2 separate regions of the Homo sapiens genome follow, and region 2 is linked to region 1. The links are chromatin loops, found by intact Hi-C in ENCODE. Cell type or tissue: OCI-LY7. All regions are shown on one strand. Each heading gives the region's core, and the rest is flanking DNA. Links, peaks and the distances in the headings are about the cores only. Region 1 overlaps AMBN (ameloblastin). Region 2 overlaps DCK (deoxycytidine kinase).

Region 1 (2,928 bases), core at 204-2,703:
ATATTACAGATAAATATTAAAATTATCAGTCAAAAAAGGAACAAAATAGATAAATGCAAATAAAAGATAGACAAAGTGAACAAATAAAAATAAAAATAAAAAATAGAAGTGTCTCACTGAGATCTGTACTTACTGATGGACCTTGTGGATCAGGAAAATCCATTCCTGGGAGCTATATTGTAGATAAATATTAAAATTATCAGTAAAAAATGAACAAAGTAGTTAAATACAAATAAAAATAAAAAAGTGAACAAATAAAAATTAAAAAATAAAATACAGAAAGTGTCTCATTGAGATCTGTACTTACTGATGGACCTTGTGGATCAGCAAAATCTACTCCTGGGAGCTATATCACAGATAAATATTAAAATTATCAGTCAAAAAATAAACAAAATAGACAAAGTGACATTAAAAATAAAAAAATAGACAAAGTGAACTGATCACATCCTTATCTTGTTTACAATTACAATAAAACAATTAAAATGAGTTTCATTATTTTACTTTCTTTTAGTGTTTTGGGAGGTATGACCCAAGAGTTTGCAATGGTCTTTTACTAACATTACTCAAATGTACCTGCAGGGAGATGAGGCACATCTATCATGGCTTTGCTATCTCTTGCAGATTAGAAAGTAATGAATTTTGGAACTGGAACATACCTGGTTGGTTTGAACCCTGGCTCTGCCACTTAATTTTTGTGTACTCCTGGGCAAATTTTGTAACTTCTCAAAATCTGTCTTCCTTTCTTTAAAAAGGCTGATAATATATATTTTTATAGGATTGTAGGCAGGGTGATATGGGGGAATGATAAATGCCCACAACATACTGGTTACTTGGTACCTTCATTTTTTTTTTAATCCATTACACTTTTCTCTACATTATTACAAGATACTTTTTGCATAGTGGTCACCTCTTTGTCAGAGAGATAATAATGCAAAATCCTACTTGTTATGCTGAGGGATCAATCACTTTTTTCAGTTTTTCCAATACCAAAAAAGACCAGTGATAGGAAACCTGGACTTCTCTGGGGTTTTATTCTATTTCCTATGGGAGTTTTCATCTTTCGCAACTAAGAAACCCAGTTTTATAGGCACAGTATCTTTTAGAATCCATGCCCTGTCTCTGATGGCAAAAGATAGGAATGGATATTTACGTTTTACTCAAAAAATAAATCTCAGATGTGGAAGACTGATTAAGAATATATTTATATCACGTATTATGCCTGAAGGCTACGATTATTTAAAAGTGCCCTGCAAATTCGTTTTCTTCTATTAGGTTAGCTGGTGATTCTGATCTGACTTCAAGAGAAAGGAAGTACCTCAGGCTTTGGTGGCTTATCTGATGGTGCCACCTGCTGCTGAACCAGAGGCAGTTCTCCTTCCTGCAAGGGCAGATGTCCCAGGTGAATTGGAGGCTGAAGTGCTTCTTTCAGTGCTGTGGCCTGGTTGGTGGTTGCAGCAGCAGACTGGAGAAAAGGTTTCAGTCCTGGCTGTTGAGGCTTCAAGGATGGCTGTGATGGGAGAGGTGGGGGATGCACAGGCAAAGAATATTCATACTGCAGAGAAATTTGAAAAGAGTGTTAGGAAGGGATGGCTCATTAAACAACGGTGCCTAGAATTTCTAAACAAAGGGGCTTGGGGCGCTTTCTATCTGGAAGGGAGGCTAGGAGACTTGTCTTGAAGTTGAGTTTACATAGCAAGCACCAGTTAGTGTTAATGTTGTTTGGGGAGGTCTTGTGTGTGCCTCCCCTACCTCCTTTGGGACCACCATTGCTCGTAAAGGTGAAGCTACATGAACCTCCTGGTAGGATGAGTCATGTCCTTCTCTAAGTTCCCATAGCTGTCTGTATGTATCTGTATCTTTATTTTACCACTTTCTCACTGGATGATAATTATTTGTTATAAATCTTTGTCCCCCAGTCAACGGAGAGAGAATGATATGTTTTGTTTTTCTTTATAGCCCGTGTACATAACATAGCTCCTAACAAGTGCCTGGCCCATGGTGGGTGCCTAATATATTTTTCGAGTTAATGAAAGGATAAAGGGTAATTAATTAAAATGCCAATCAAATTCTTGCATCATGGAGTCCACTTTGGAAACAATTAAGTTAAGAAACAGTCACCATTAACATAATTTATTGTTCTACTGAATGTGACCTCGTGGTAATGCTCCTGCTGTGGAAGACCGCCTGGAACTAAAATTCCCTGTTAAATCTTGGTTCTGAGTCCATATATTAAACGAAAAAATTCCCCGTTAAAATCACCATGTTTTGTTACTTCTTGTAGAAATTACTTTTGGTGAATGGCTCCCTATTGTTTGTAGATTGATTGTAAACTCCTCAGACCAGCAAGGAAGTCTCGCAACAATTTGGGGCTCTGCTTTGCCTCTCCAGCCATCACCCCTCTCTGAGCTCACGCAGTATTCATTACTCACATGTCACAATTCAGCACTTTGAAATATGTTGTCTTGTCCTATCTGAATCAGATAAGATGAAATTTCACAATCCTTGGAGCCATTCTTAAATGTCTTCGCTTTTACTACCAAACCACAATTTGGTTTATGTATTTATTAGGCACCTAATCAATAATGGTTAACAGATTGATATATTTATTGACTTCTGTAGGGTTCATGATGTTTTTTTTTTTTAAATTTCTTAATTTTTTTTGAGACAGAGTCTCACTCTATTGCCCAGGCTGGAGTGCAGTGGCACAATCTCGGCTCACTGCAGCCTCTGCCTCCCAGGTTCAAGCTATTGTCCTGCCTCAGCCTCCTGAGAGTAGCTGAGATTACAGGTGCCTGCCACCATGCCTGGCTAATTTTTGTATTTTTAGTAGAGACGGGGTTTCACCATGTTGGCCAGGCTGGTCTTGAACTCCTGACCTCAAGTGATCCACCCACCTTGGCCTCCCAAAATGCTGGGATTACAGGCGTC
Region 2 (2,928 bases), core at 228-2,727, 420 kb before region 1:
CAATAAATGAACTGTGATTAAGACAATGACTCAATGATTAAGTAATGTCAATTAATCCTTGACATGATCCCAAATGAAACTCAAAACTAAAATCCCTTAATCTCAAGACTTTGGCCAACATAAAAATAGATGAGATCCATATCCTGTAACTTTAAATATCCTCCATATTGAATTTAGTTGAAAAAGATAAATTTAATTTCACAAGCAGTTTATTATTAAAGTATCTAAAGATTGGTGGTGTAGGGAAGAGAGGAAGAAATGGGGACAAAGCAGAGAAAAAGGGGGTGAGAAAGAATTTTTGTTATTATAATTTTACCTATCCTACAGATAGAGGCACTAAAGGATAAAAAAAAATCCTTATTTTATTTTTATTTATTTAATTTTTTTCTAAGATCTGTCAGATTCTGAGATTCCGAAGGATCTTTATTTTAGCTCAGGCCACAAAGCTAGAATTTAGTCAGGACTGGAATCTTAAACAGTCCAAAATCTTCTAAAGCTCTTAACTGTTTCTTAATGTAACTTTATGGAAGCTTTTCTGTTAGAAAATTGTTTTCTCACCACTCAGTACACTTTTTTAGAAAAAACAAATATTTGTTTGTAGTCTGTCTAAATCTACCTTTTCAACCAGACTTTCATATTTGTCTTTAAAGTCTTCATTAACATCCAGTGTTAAGATAGGCACCTCTTGAAGATAATCGAAGTTGGTTCTGTTTAAAAAGAGAGATTAATAAAATAATCAGAAATTCAACAAAAAAAAGAGAGAAACATTAAAAATTCATTCGTATGTCCTTGGAAAATCAAAATGTTGTCAATCATTTACACTAAAGTTACTTTGCAGTACTTCATCTGGCAGCCCCTTCTTTCTCATCTAGATTTACCATATGGAGCCCAAAAACTTAGGTACAAAATATATACAGCTGGGTACTGTAACATATGATTCTCTTCAAAAACAAATAGCAGTCAATAAAGTAGGAATTTCTGCATTTTTAAAGATGAGAAAACTAAAGCTCAGAATTGTCATTCTGAAGCTCAGAGGCTATCCAAGGTCACACACCAGTAAGACTGGACTTGAGCCAAGATCTGACTAATAACAAAGTCTATCCTCTCAACAACCACGCTATACAATCTCCCAAGTCAAAATTCTTTCTGAAAGAGTACCTAAATAATGTTCAGATATATTCCTACTTTATCACTTAAAGTGAAATTTCACATATTACGCTATCAATACCACCAAGGGATACTAGTTATAAAAACTTTAAGTAAATAGGATCTCATTGCAATCAAGAGAATGAAAATCTATACCTAGTTCTGGAAGATACCAATAAGCAAAACGACTGGAAATTTTACATATTGCTAGTCATATCTTCCAAATTTTAGATTAAAATTTAACAAAGGTAACAAAGGTATTTAAAATGAATAGTAAATAAAAATAAGTCTTACTTCAGTGTCCTATGCAGGAGCCAGCTTTCATGTTTATAATGAAGCTTCTCTAAATATTCAAGAGGAATGCCTTGCTCTTCATTTCTTCCCCGTAAATATATTCTATGTAAGCATGTCTAAAAGCAAGTAATAAGAGATGGAAGAAAAAGGCAGGGAACAATTATTCTTGTCTGCTGCCATCAAAATTTTCTTTTCTGTGTCTCTCTACTCACGCTAGCCAAAATCTCTACTTATTACTTCTTAAAAGCTGAAATAATTCATTTTTCCCTCCATGAGCTTTTCAGCCACTTGGTGGCTCTAAGCCAAGCAGTACTTTCAAAAATAAGCCTATAAATTTTTGGTATCCATCCACACATGAAATATACTAAGTTTGATAAAAAGGAGAAAAAAATTAAACATCTACTTAAAATGTTCAGAGACAACAGCTAAAAGGTATGCCAATCTATAAACATAATCTTACTTTGCTGTTAACCAACCTTGATTACAAAATATCTATGTTCAGTTCACATAAAACCACTAAAGACAGTGGTTCTTAATGTGATGAAAACTCTATATCAGCACAACCAAAACAACTTTGGAATGTTTTATGCCTGTCCTATATCTGCATTATCAAATAAGGTAGCCACCAGCCACCTGTGGTTTTTAAGCACTTGAAATATGGCTAGTGTGGTGACCAAGGAACTAAATATCTAAATTTTATTTAATTTTAATAACCCTAAATTTAAATAGCCACATTGGACAGTGCAGCTCTAGATAACGGTCCCCCAAAAGCACACATACATAAAAAATTTCGTATAATTTGTGGGGGCTCATATACCATGAGAAACTCTTCATGCATTCCAAGAAATAAAAGCCTCCAACCTAAATGACATGCATAAGACCATGGCAGCATACAAACTGTGTTTCAAACTCTACTCTAAATTCTCTTTTCAATAATTAAACAATCCTTTCATCCAAAGATATCAGAAACAATACTGATGAAATTATCAGTATCAAAATGAAATTATTAGTATTATTTATGTTTTTGGTGTTTGTACTATTTTCATAACTTTAAGAAACCTTTTCAAAAATAAAAGTGAATTTCAAAATTATTATATTTGCTAAATTCTAGCTTAATAGTGACTATAAATGTTTCAAGCAAAATGAAATTATTCATATTCCTTATGTTCTTTTTCACATTTTTATTTACTATTTTTGTAATTAAAAACAAAAAAATTCAAAAATAAAAGTGAATTTCAAAATTCACTTTTGAAATTGCTAAAAAATTGCTAAATCCTTGCTTAATGAAGAACAAAATCTTTACTTAATGAAGAACAAAATCATCCGTTGGAATAGGAAACCTAATTTCTTTGAAAACCCAGCTTCGACAGCAACACAGTATTCTAATTTTAGGCCAGAAGTCATAACATTTACATTCATCAGTGCCTACCCTGTGACTTAAGGAAAAAATGAGAATTAAAAAACAGAAACAATAGAAATGCACGCACC

The links. Peaks named below come from ENCODE experiments on the same cell type or tissue, not always from the same donor. Only the 100,000 strongest peaks of a DNase experiment are listed, where the experiment ranks them.
Region 2: it touches region 1 in a loop (3-fold over the local background); 10 of 110 quality-filtered maps call a loop at or near these places.

What each region holds. Positions count from the first base shown.
Region 1 is chr4:70,600,042-70,602,969 of GRCh38, reverse strand. It overlaps AMBN (ameloblastin), which reads right to left. Exons shown (of 13, transcript NM_016519.6): 6 at 1,316-1,552; 7 at 308-346; 8 at 134-172. Among named protein-coding and RNA genes, the nearest start is that of AMBN, 9.2 kb to the right of the region's middle. In OCI-LY7, for the core only: CTCF peaks have their summits at 1,147 and 1,354 (motif pointing left); a DNase peak (open chromatin) is centred at 1,349.
Region 2 is chr4:71,024,444-71,027,371 of GRCh38, reverse strand. DCK (deoxycytidine kinase) reads right to left here. Exons shown (of 7, transcript NM_000788.3): 5 at 1,441-1,556; 6 at 617-707. Among named protein-coding and RNA genes, the nearest start is that of DCK, 32 kb to the right of the region's middle. In OCI-LY7, for the core only: CTCF peaks have their summits at 1,551 and 1,753 (motif pointing right); no DNase peak of the experiment used is centred there.